Linked DNA regions of Homo sapiens: all the other regions are linked to region 3. The links are chromatin contacts, found by Hi-C or POLR2A ChIA-PET in ENCODE. All regions are on one chromosome and are shown on one strand. Each heading gives the region's core, a stretch centred on a gene start or an enhancer-like site at or near the end of the contact. The rest is flanking DNA. Distances are from core to core; before and after follow the strand shown.

Region 1 (3,784 bases), core at 696-3,195, 220 kb before region 3:
TGCCACCACTAGGTGGCTCCGCTCACCAACATTTTCATCTCCAGCCCACAAACACCGCGCCTCCAGAAAGGCACGATTGCATTTGTCTTTAACTCTGAATTTTTTTCATATAAAGAAAAAACCACATAAAGCAGTGGTTCTCTAACTTCGCTGTGCATCAAAATCGCCTGAGGGAGTTTGCAAACTGTGGAAGCTGGGGCCACACTCCCCAGAGGTTCTGATTCCAGTGGGTGTTGGGGAGCGCTGCGTAGCCGTGAAGTTCCCCAGGTGATTCAAGGTAGAGAGTACAGGACCGCTGGTAGGAAAGGACCCGTGCGCGCACACGTGCACACATGCGCACACATGCACATTACTTATTTTACAAAGACAAAACTTTGGCCTCTCTAAAATTGTAATAATTTAAGGCCGAAGGACCCTTGGTAATGTAAGGCCAAAGGACCCTTGGTAATTTTCTGGTAGTTTTCCCCTTTCTTTTTTTTTTTTTTTTTTTGGTAGAGGGTACGGTGGGGTGGGGAATGAGCCAGAGAAGCTCAAGACATAGAAGAAATAGAAGCACCATCACCTGGTGGCAGCTGCCTAGAGCCCAGACCTATTGGTTCCCTCTACTCAGCCACCAGGGTAGCCTCAGAGGCCCTTCTAAGAAACGCAGTTGGAAATTCCTTGATGTTGCCCAAAGTCTTCTTTTCACAAAGGAAACAAACAGAGGCCTAGAGAGGTCAGATTCTTTGCTTAGGCTCACACAGCAATTCAGAGGCTGCTATCATTTCCACAGGGTTCTAGATCCCCCCAATACCGTCCTGTATGGGGGAAGCCGACTCCTCAGCTGGCCTGGAATGAGGGTTGAGTGGGATGGCGTCAGAAGGATGGCACTACTTCTGAAGTGGGCACAGCTGGCCTCTGCTTCCAGAATGTTGCAGGAGGGGCTGTGGAATCCTCAGCTTGCCCCCTGTGGTGGCTGCCCCCACCCCTGTGGCTCTGGCCTGGAGTGTCTGGGCTGGGAGAGGGACAGTGGGCTGCCTGGGAAGGACAGAGCTTATGAGGGGCCACCGAGCAGCTGCTTTCACCTCGCACAAACCTTCGTACGCTGCAAAGAAGCCCTTGCCCAAGATGTTGCTGCTGCTGCGGAACTCCACCCAGAGCCGGCTGTCCGTGGAGACGAGGGGCTCCGGGATCTTATCGCCACAAAACCTGCCTGGAAAGTGGAAAAAGAAGCAGTTAGGAGCCCTGGGGACAGCAAGAAGGCACTGGCTTCAGGCTAGGAGGAAGCTGAGGTTCTTCACACGTGGTTTGAAGTGAGCAATAACCCTGGCTGGGACAACTTATCCTGTAGCACACACAGGATCAAAAGATGGGATTGGAAGAGTCACACAATAATGTGTGACTTAATTCTTTTTCAGGCTGACTTCAGGAGAATTCCAAATTCCCATCAAAGTATCCAGAGAAGAGCCCAGGCAGCCTCTCCCCTGCCGAGGGGTGTTGCTGAGGCTCTGAAGGTGAGGCAGGGGAAGAATGGTGAGAGAATAGAGCAGATTTCCTTTCCTGGTGTTTCCTGTTGCATGTATACCCTTCCCTTTTGGGGGCATTAGACATCTGCTTTCCTTGACTTGGGAAGGGATGCCAGGGAAAACACAGCAAAGAAATAAAACCATCTTGGCGTTTACATTTCACAAGCCTAGTTGCAATAGCAAAGATTTGGAAGGATGCACCATATTTTCCCCATCCTGGTAGCCGTAGGAGGGTTCCTAGGATGGAGGAGTGACAGGACTAGCGGGAGAGCAGCAGGGAGCCCCTAAAAGGACCCATTCCCCATCTCACCTTGAGAAAGAGATCCCAGGTAGGTTTAAGAATCTAAGAGAAGCAGAAAACTGTGTCCTCAGTCCTTGGGCAGAGTCCAGAGTGGCAGCAAGACCCTGGATTCCCCTGTTGTGCCCACCCGCCAAGGTCAGCATAGAAGTGTCTATGTGATTGTCCAGACATTTGGCCCTGAGACAGGCATGCAGAGCTCTTCAGGCAAAGTGTGGCAGGATGGCAGCAACATGATTCCAGGCCCAAGAGGGGGATGGAAGTGACTTTCCCACAGCTGAGAGGATTAGGGGAGCCATAGAATGTCTCCCAAGCTTCTAGGGGAATGTAGACCTGCACCATTCTGAACTGGCCTAGGGTTGATAAAAGGAGGAAGCCCAGTAGCCTGTATCTGGATAGAGGACTCATTGGTTAGGGATGAGAACATCCCAGCAATGCCAGTCAGGGTGGCAGGATAGATGCCCCCCGCCACCACCATGCCTTGGCATAAACTATGCCCCCAACCAGGACATACAAATTGACCAAAACTGAAAACACAAATTGACCAAAATCAAGTCCCTACTACCTGATGGAAAGGGGGATCATCATAGACAAACTTTTGTTATCGAGAAAAAAAATTAATACATTTGTATTTTCTTAGACACTTGGGTGCATGGTCTGAAATCTGGAGCCTCCACAGAGGCCTGGTCTTCCCAGTACCTGGTCATTCTTGGCCATCTAATCCCTACTGCCACGTCAGGATGGCAGCCCAGGGCGAGGTGGGAGATGGGTTCATCTTTACTGAATGGTTCAGAACACAGGCCAGCCACGGTCTATTTGGACTGGAAGACCATGGTTCTACCAAGCACCTATTGCATGAGTCACTTGGAGAATGTATTTAGCTTTGGGGGGCAATGGGGAATGGGAAGTGGCTGCTAATGAATATGGGTCTTCTTTTGGAGTGATGAAAATATTCTTTTTTTTTTTTTTTTTTTTTGAGACAGAGTCTTGCTCTGTCACCCAGGCTGGAACACAATGGCGTGATCTCAGCTCACTGCAGCCTCTGCCTCCCAGGTTCAAGGGATTCTCCTGCCTCACCCTCCCAAGTAGCTGGGACTACAGGCACGTGCCACCATGCCCAGCTAATTTTTTATATTTTTAGTAGAGATGGGGTTTCACCGTGTTAGCCAGGATGGTCTCAATCTCCTGACCTCATGATCTGCCCGCCTCAGCTTCCCAAAGTGCTGGGTTTACAGGCATGAGCCACCGCGCCTGGCTGTGATGAAAATATTCTAAAATTGATTGTGGTGACACAACTCTGAGCATGCTAAAAACCATTGACTGGTATACTTTAAATGGTGAATTGTATGGTCCAGAAATTATATCTGAATATTTTTTTAAAGTCCAATTCACAGATATGTCACGGGTACTCTTACTGCCAGTGCTATGTTAGGCAGTGGACAAACCACGTGAGGCTATGAGCAGGTGAGGTTAGGGGAGGAGTAAAGGCCACTGTAGGCATCTCCTAAGGGCCAGCTGTGTTGTACATGGTTTGGGGAAACATGGGGGTAAAGGCTGTTAATCTCCTCTGCTTCCTTCCAATTCTGACCACCTGTAGCCTTTTGGAATTGGGGAGATTAATATTAAGTGAGATGAGATGAAACTCCTGCCAAGAATTTGGCAAGAAAAAATCCACCAGAAGCCTTTAAATTTTCAGTAATGGTTTCTCTGGCACGGCCAATTAGTGTCAAGTGATTTTTGGAAAATGACAGGCAAGCCTGGGGAAGTACTGCTTACCAATGAGGACACGGAGCAATTAGACAGTGCCGGTTCACAAAAGGAATTCCTTCTTAGCCTAGCCCAAGTTTCAAATCCAAGTTTCTCCTTTTAAAACCCAGCTGTCACAGCCACTGAGGCTTGTTTCCAAAAGAGAGGGAGACTTTCACTGCCTCGTCTCCTAAGGACCTAAGCAGATGAGATGAACCACGCACCACCCAAGGGC
Region 2 (4,076 bases), core at 1,474-3,973, 240 kb before region 3:
GTCATGATTGTGCACAGAAAATTTCTAGAAGGATCCATAAGAATGTGTTTAGAGTGGTCATTTCTAGAGTGGAAATGGGGGCTCTGGGGTCTTTTGATTTCTATTTCCAACCTCCTGTACTGATTCATCTCATTTTTAATCATGAGACTGTATTGTCTTGTAAAAAATTAAAACTGGAAACAAGTGAATCTCAAACAGCACTGCAGATGTGGGTGGTGGATGCCGCCTCCTGCGGGTCCCACTGTGCCCAGGTGTGACCTATAGAGCTTTTGTGCGTTGTCTCTTTTAATCTGCACAACAGCCCGATGAAGTAGGCTTCATTAGTATCCATGTTTTCCAGATAATGAAACTGAGACCTGGAAATGTTGAGTAACTTCCAAGTTACAGAGCTGGGAAGTGGCAGAGCAGAGACTCAAACGCACATCTGCCTGATACTCAAGTCCACATTCTCAATAAACTACAAAAATGACTCACGAGTTTCACTCTGTGGCCTGCAGTCGAAGAGATGTTCCAGGTACACTCCCTCCGGCTGGGGTATTTGTCAGGCCAGTTGGGGCTCGCCAGGGTCCCCTCCACACTGCTGATCTTGTGTGCACAGCCAGCTGGGGGTGGCAGGGGGACACATACAAAGAGAGAAGTCATTCACTGTGGGCAGCACAAGAAGGATTCTAGGGGGGTCTCCTCCCCTCTCTCCTAATTGTCTCAGGGTCTTTATCAAATATGGGGGTGGGGTATCCTGAATCAGGTATCTCCTGGCTCAGGGATGTGCTGGTTTACTTGCACTGGCTTTTCTGCCTTCCTGACTGTGGCTCGGGGGCCAGGCTATCTTTCTATTCCTATCCACATTGCAGTTATCCTTGCAAATATGTTAAAAGCACTGGCAGTGGGGTCAGGTGGGCCTCGGCCCATGTCCTGGTTCTGCCACCTACAATCTGTGGGACTTGGGGCTCTTATGTAAGCTTCGGTGTCCTTATTTGTAAAAGGGTGCCACTCTAGTCAGGGTGATATGTGATCGAATGAGATAATGCATGGGAAAGGCTTAGGGCATGCCAGCCCATGGTAAGTGCTCAGTGCATCTTGGCTAACAGAGGCCTCCTTCATCATCCATCCATAAGCTTCTTTTAGTTTTTCAAAGTGGCTTTATTTGGAGTCTACCAAGTTTGTCCTGGTTACAGTGCTATTTGCCAAGAGTGGTCCCACAACTTGTTCAATGCCTGGCATCTTGGCCAATAGCTGCCATTTCTCTTCTGTGGTGGGCACTGTGGTCAGCATTTTCCATGCATCCTCTCTTTTAGTCCTTCTCACTTCCCAAATAAGAAAATAGGTTTGGAGAGGGTCAGTGCCTTGCTGATAGGGGGCAGAGCTGGGACTCGAACTTGGCCTGCCTGGCTTTGAGGCCAGTCTACCACTGCTTAGAAAGCACGGTGGACTGTATCACAAACACGGAGGCTCCACACTGAAGAAGCTGGAGAGGCAGGTGAGGAGGGCCGGGGGCAGGAAGGGGAGGAAACAGCTTCGAGGATGTTCCAAAGAGATTTGCCTCTGCTCAGTGCTACATCTGCTCTGCAGCCAACGCAGAGAACAGGTGCTCAAAGGGGCAGTGGCTCAGCTCCTGGGACATTTGCTCAGCTCCTGAGATGTTGCTCTGACACCCCCTGCTGTTGGGGTCAACCCACATGAATGCAGCCACTATTCAGGGGTGGGATCTTGGGAGAGTTGACGTCACTCCTGTCCTCTCCCACACTGCAGGAGGCAAGCCTGGTCCTGGCCCGGGCCCATCTCACAGGGGCTTGACTGTTCCTTCCCAGCTCAGTTCTTCCAGCAGCCTCCCACCCAGCCCCTCCGCCACCTGTGACCATGCCCTAGGGCTGGGCTTGGAGGGTGGCCACCTCCTCCTGAAGATGTGTCAGCGCCTCCTTTAACATTCTAGGCAGATCCTGACCAGACTCTGCGGCACCCAGCCAAATCTCCTAAATCCAGACTGTTTATTCCAGAGATCAGGGTGTGTGTCTTCCACATCTTCCTCCACCCTTGACTTCCTTTGCAGGGTTTCGTGGCTGGAGCCAAGGCCTGGAAGCCTGTGTGTTTGTCATAAATGTTCGAAATCCCTTCACTGGGCAGGGTAAGAACAGAAGGAAGGCTTTTTCCAGGATGACTGGACAGTAAAAGCCACCTGGCCCTGAAGAATTCCCCACAGTGTAATGGAGAATGGAGCAAAGCTTTCCCCAAATCCTATTTTCCAATGGGACCTGCATATGGTAATTAATATATGACAAAGACATAAATGGCTGATCTTTATTGACATTTGAGGACATAACATGTGTCAGAGAGTCTGAAATACTTTCTAGGCATTCTTTTAATCCTCACAAAAACTTTAAGAAGGAGGTATGTTTAGACCCTTTTAACTAAAGAAAAAACTGAGGCTCAGAGAGGTTAAATAGCTTGCCCAAGGTCACACAGCTAGGGAACGGCAGAGCCAGGATTTAGACCTAGGTAATTGGATTCCAGAGCCTGCAGGCTTAATCACTTACAAAAATAACAGCCTAGAGCACCTGAGGCCCCCAGGTGCCTCCTGAAGGAGCGAGATGCCCTGGGGAAAACTCTCCCGCAAGGACAGCAGTTGCTGGGCCTCAGCTCAGAAGGTGGAAGAGGTCCTCGCCGCACCTCCTTACTCATGCACATGCACACAGGGGCATGGGGTGCGGCGAAGGGCAGCCCGCCCCCCCAACAACTGGAGGTCCAGCCTCACCCTCTTTGCAGTCATGCCCATTCTCGTGGAGCCAGTAGCCGTTTCTGCACCTGCACAGGTAGCTCCCGAAGGTGTTGACGCACTCATGCTGACACCCGCCGTTGTCCTTGGCACACTCGTCCTTATCTGGGGAGATCAATGAACTCTTCTAAGAGGAACCGCCAACTTGCAAATGTCCCTCAGGGCTCAGAATCCCACTTAAAAGTGGCCTCCTCTGGGAAGCCTCTCTGATTGCTCCCCTTCCCCCTCTGATTGTTCCCTCACTGGAGGAGTGAAGTGGGAAGCATCTTCACCTCAGGTTTCTTGGGTATGTACTTGGCCCTGGTATGTGTTGAATTCTCCAAGTACTTTATGTATGTTCTCTGCCCCTGCTCCCTGCTCAAAACAAGGAGCTCCCTAAAGGACAGGCTTGTATTAATCACAATAGTAACAATAATAACAGTAATTCCCACTTACTGAGTGTTTACTATGCAACAGGCACTGCCCCAAACACTGTATGCATTATCTAAGTTAATTCTCATCCAACCTTAGCAGGGAGCTGTCTATCTGTCAGTCTTTACAAGTAAGGAAACTGGCCAGGCATGGTGGCTCATGCCTGTAATCCCAGCACTTTGGGAGGCCGAGGTGGGTGGATCACCTGAGGTTGGGAGTTCGAGACCAGCCTGGCCAAAATGGAGAAACCCTGCCTCTACTAAAAATACAAAAATTAGCCAGGCGTGGTGGTGCATGCCTGTAATCCCAGCTACGCGGGAGGCTGAGGCAGGAGAATTGCTTGAACCTGGGAGGCAGAGGTTGCAGTGAGCAGAGATCGCGCCAGTGCACTCCAGCCTGGGCAACAAGAGTGAAACTCCATCTCAAAAACAAAACAAAACAAAAACAAGTAAGGAAACTGACGCTGAGAATGGCTAATGTGATCAAGGTCACTCAGTGAGCAAGCATCCTCTGTGGCCTGGGCTCAAGTGCCGCGACTCCACCCCGCCCTCTGCACGTGGAGCAGCTGAGTGTTGGGGACACACAGCAGAGGGCCAGCCCTACCGCACCACTTCCAGCCCTTGTGGCCATGGGCAGTTCCTGCCCTCTGTGCCTCAGTTGCCTCACTTGTAAAATGGAGACAGTAATGGTATCCTCATTTCACAGGTTGTTGGGAGGGGTAAATTAATTAGAGCAGCATCCAGCCCACAGTGTTAGCTGTATAATTATTATGTGAGAACTCAAGTGCTGGCCCTTGTTAAACTTGTGGTCCTTGTATGCAGCCCTATCCTAAGCCAACTTGTTCCTGCATTTACCAAAGATCAGCCTCCCTCCCCTGCTTCCCTGCCATCACCAG
Region 3 (4,074 bases), core at 321-2,820:
TACTGTGAGCTCTTCAAGGTCAAGAGACCACGTCGTGTACCTTTCCATAATCCTGCCATCTGGCCCATTGTAGTCATTCAATAAATGTTGAATAGACATGTAAGGGTCAAGATTGTTGCTATTTTAGTCAATTAACAATAACGCCGAAGTTAAGTGCCTGAGCATTCTAGGGAAAATGTCCAGACAATCTGGCTGGAGCAGAAGGTTCATGTTGGGGAGTCACAGGAGGCCAAACTGGAAAGGGGGGTTGGTCTGCAGCTGCAGGCTGAAGAGACTCACCTGTGTCCAGGAGACAGCAGGGAAACACTGAACACTGTGAGCTTGTCATGGATTTAAGGTTCTAGTGAACTAGAGAAGAAGGAACAGAGGCCAGCAGACCTTCCTGGAGACTATGGAGTATGCCAGATGCAGGCAACAGAAGCTGACATGGGGATGTGGCTGGGGGAATGGAGAGACAGGAGCAGATGCAAGAGGACAAATGCCGCAGAGCAGGACCAAGCAGGACACACCGCTGACTGGGTGAGCGGAAGCACGGGAGAAGGCCAAAGAGACTCTGAGGTCTGATCTCCCTCTCCTCTGTGATGAGCACAGAGAGGCTGTTGGGAAAGGAAAGCGGCCTTGAGGGATGGTTTGTTGTTAGACATGCTGTGAGCCTGGGGCACTCAGGGGGACAAAGCCAACTGGGGCTGGAAACATGGAACTGGAGACACAGACTGCACAGAGAAGGAGCTGAAGGAAAGCTTCAATGTCCATTGTGAGAGGGTGACGTGAAGGAGACAGAGGAGTGGACAGAGAGGCAGAGGAAAAGGAAGATGAGGCCTCCACCCAGGAATGTCTCCACACCACCAGCCCCTGAAGGGGAGATGCTCAGGAAGTGGCTAGAGGCTCTCAGGGAACCAAACAATGTGAGCCCCCATGAGCTGGGATTCTGCCGTATTAAATATAAACCCGTCGTCTGCTATGCCCAAGAGTTCTGGACCAGCTCATGGGAAGGGAAGAGGTCTCTTGGATAGAAACACAGAAAGACATGGCACATGTATACCTATGTAAAAAACCTGCACGTTGTGCACATGTACCCTAGAACTTAAAGTATAACAACAACAACGATAACAAAAAAACCATACTTGGAAAGGATTTACCTTTCTGCAACAATGGACTGGTACATACAGGATGATGGTAATGATAAGACACGTAAATTATGTTCCCACTGGAAACCTGCCCTGTCCACCCCTTCTCATTTCCCTTAACCTTATCCTCAAACTACTTTAGCTGAGAAGCTTTCCAGCAGACTGAGTTAGTGGTGGCTTATACCTATTTATATTTGTATTAATTGCTTACAGATTATACCTCATATTAGCAATTACCTTACACTACAAGAAAATGTAAAAAAAAAAAAAAAGAAAAAAAGAAAGAGAGCTAACATTTATTATGTATTTACTACGTACCAGTTATGCTGCTTACAGTAGCTTATATCACCTAGTCCTCCCCTTTCATATGAGGCACAGCAAGGTCAAGGTCATCAAATAGCAGAATAAAGATGTAAATTCAGGCTGCCAGCTCTAGAGCCCTGGCTGTTCTTAACTACTGTGCCACGTGGTTGCACAACTTGGCAAGGAGCAAAAAAACATTGTTTAGCCAGGGCCAGCCTTTTCTCAGCAGGACTGCAGCCTCCCAGGGGCTCCTGAGTGAAAAGCACCCGTGATTCCTGCATTCAGCTCTCCAGAGTGCCCTCCCACCCTTCAGGCCCCAAAAGGGAGGGAGGCAGCTGGCAGAGCAGGTGCCCCTGTCTTAAGGAGCACTAAAAAGGCAGAAGGCATAGTGAAGGGAGCACAGGCTCTGGGGTGAGAAAGGGGAGGTTTGAACCTTGACTGCCTCTTCGCCTCTCTGAGCCTCAGTTTTCTGTAGAACAGGAGGAGTAATACTTATTTCATATGCGTGTATGAGGAGTGAAAGAGATCAGGTCTATTTAACGCTGAGCACAATGCCTAACATAGCACTGTCGGAGGTCAGCAAATGCGGCCTGATGACATGCTTCCCCACTCTTCACCACTAATCCTGTCCCAGAAGACAGGCTCCTATCTCAGCCCTGGACGGGTGCTGCTTACTCCCCGCCTTGACAGCTGGTATGTCAGATAGCGTAAGAACAGAGATTAGAATACACACCACCAGGGTCTATAGCCATAACACCCTGAACGCGCCCAATCCCATCTGATCTCTGAGGGTAAGCAGGGTCGGGCCTGGCTAGTACTTTGAAGGAAGCAGCCTGGGGAGGTGGAGAGAGAAAGCAATAGTTCCAGTCCTGACTCGGCCCCTCACTAGGAAAGATGCCTTGGACGTGTCCCTTAACCTCCTGAGCCCCATTTCCTCCTTTTTAATACAAAGGCATTGGTGGACTAAGAATGAGCTTCCTAAGGTTAAGTTTGAGTTCTTTTTTTGTTTTTAATTATACATCATGTACACTTATGATACAGGTATGGAGTTATATATTCTCATAAAAGCTTCAAACTATACAGGTAGAGCAAGAGTCTCCTCTGACACCCCAGTCCTCCAATCCCAGTCTTCTCCTGAGAGGTGGCCCCTGGAATGGGCCCGAAGTGGCCGTTTCCAGATCTTTGTCCTTGCATTTATATACATGTCCATAGAAATACAGAGTTTGTGTGTGGACGTGTCTGAGTTGTTTTAATTTGGGTGGTTTTGTATCTGCAACTTGTTTTGTTCATTTAATCATATTTCTTGGGAGTTTTCCAAGTTCTCTTTGAGTCATAAAGTGTGATAGTTATGAGGGTATTTGGCAGTAGGAATAGAGAGAGAGAGACTCTGAAAAGAAAAAAGCTGGAAAGCAGAAGCAGGGAGCCAAATGCAGAGAGACACAGCAGCAGAGTTAGTGTTTGTAGTTGAGTCTTTGTTCCTGATCTCAAGCCTCATGGTACCTGGAAAAGCTACCCAGCTCTCAGCCAGGGAGCCATGTGGTTACAGACCGAGGTGACACTCATACACACTCACTGGTTCACAATGAAACTCAAACATTCGCAGGCACAGCCACAGGTGTCCAGGTACAGCAATACACAAGACAGCCATGGCCCAGCCCTCCTCTACTGTCAAGTGGGGAAATAGACATGAAACAAATTCCATACGAAGCTAGTTACCTGCTGGAAACGAAAGGACTCCGATCGTTTCTTCTGGTTGAGCTGCCACTCTTTGAAGTGGAGCACAGCCTCATCCACGTTGACAATGCCCAGCTTCACCTGCTCCTGGAGGGTGATAAGCTGCCGCTGGCCTGGCGTTTTCATTCCCGCAAAAGGGTCATATATACTCGACTGGGGCCTGTCCCTCCATGGTCTGACGGGCGGCCCTGGAAAGGATGGCAAAACTCAGCTTGACAGCTCCCCCACTGGGGACCACTCACCAGAAGTGTACGGTTAATGAGGCTGGTCACAGGCTCAAGAGGACTCTTCTCAAAAGAACAATTACATGTGGCCAAGAAGGGGGAGATACAACATAAAATCAGGGGAGAAGAATGCAGCTAATAATTCCAAGGCCTATCACACTGAAGTAGACAAGGCTGCAACATTTAAGGGAGGCGTGAAATCTGCTGACTCTCCCAAGTCTTAACTATTATTATTATTTTTAACAGGCTTCATTCATTTCATTTTTCTGGTAAGAAAACCGTACGTTGTAGCCACAGCTGGAACCTGCGTCTTCTGCTTAGAGACTCTGGTGTGGGTCTTGAGAGATGGTCAGTGAATTCCTGGTAGGGAAACTTGGTGAATACAGTCTCTTTCCAGAGGTCAGGGATCCAGTTGCTAGCAGTCTTAGAGATGGCATCAAAGGTGGCCCAGGGTGGCAGTGCGGTCCCTGGCCAAGGCGTAGCAGCCATCAGCAGCAGCTTCTTGGGCACAGAGGCCAAGATGATGCTTAGTGCCCCTGGGGGCAGGGATGAGGCACACACACCAGCACAGAGCCAGTGGCCTGTCACGTTGCAAAGGCTGGTGTGGGGCTTGCTGATCTTGTTCCCCCTGTAGCCTCTCTGTGCGGGTCCAATGGAGAGCTTGGCTGGGATGATGGCCCGTTGGA

What was found. Hi-C counts contacts between places; a loop is a spot of excess contacts on that map. ChIA-PET counts read pairs that join two places held with the same protein, here RNA polymerase II (POLR2A). Pooled maps may share reads with other maps.
Region 1: a loop to region 3 is called in a map of B cell, with 5 times the contacts of the local background. The contact joins two enhancer-like sites. A Hi-C loop is called at or near these places in 4 of 168 maps with a recorded cell type or tissue (B cell, GM12878, cardiac septum and 1 more), 21 of 37 single-sample maps with no recorded cell type and 13 of 50 pooled maps. POLR2A ChIA-PET finds 5 or more read pairs at or near these places in 1 of 52 experiments (AG04449).
Region 2: a map with no recorded cell type shows a loop between it and region 3 (3-fold over the local background). The contact joins two enhancer-like sites. A Hi-C loop is called at or near these places in 5 of 37 single-sample maps with no recorded cell type and 8 of 50 pooled maps. POLR2A ChIA-PET finds 5 or more read pairs at or near these places in 3 of 52 experiments (A549, AG04449 and activated B cell).

Annotation. Positions count from the first base shown.
Region 1 is chr10:96,396,111-96,399,894 of GRCh38, forward strand. It overlaps TLL2 (tolloid like 2), which reads right to left. Exons shown (of 21, transcript NM_012465.4): 11 at 1,076-1,192. Among named protein-coding and RNA genes, the nearest start is that of OPALIN, 39 kb to the left of the region's middle. RefSeq lists an enhancer at 1,004-1,532. Within about 2 kb of position 1,946, at least 3 of the 41 ENCODE cell types and tissues checked have a DNase peak (open chromatin) inside an H3K27ac peak, as active enhancers do.
Region 2 is chr10:96,376,218-96,380,293 of GRCh38, forward strand. It overlaps TLL2 (tolloid like 2), which reads right to left. Exons shown (of 21, transcript NM_012465.4): 17 at 2,750-2,875; 18 at 475-602. Among named protein-coding and RNA genes, the nearest start is that of OPALIN, 19 kb to the left of the region's middle. RefSeq lists an enhancer at 2,729-3,238. Within about 2 kb of position 2,724, at least 3 of the 41 ENCODE cell types and tissues checked have a DNase peak (open chromatin) inside an H3K27ac peak, as active enhancers do.
Region 3 is chr10:96,617,206-96,621,279 of GRCh38, forward strand. It overlaps PIK3AP1 (phosphoinositide-3-kinase adaptor protein 1), which reads right to left. Exons shown (of 17, transcript NM_152309.3): 12 at 3,147-3,352. It also overlaps the pseudogene RNA5SP324 and the pseudogene RPS2P36. Among named protein-coding and RNA genes, the nearest start is that of TM9SF3, 32 kb to the left of the region's middle. Within about 2 kb of position 1,571, at least 9 of the 41 ENCODE cell types and tissues checked have a DNase peak (open chromatin) inside an H3K27ac peak, as active enhancers do.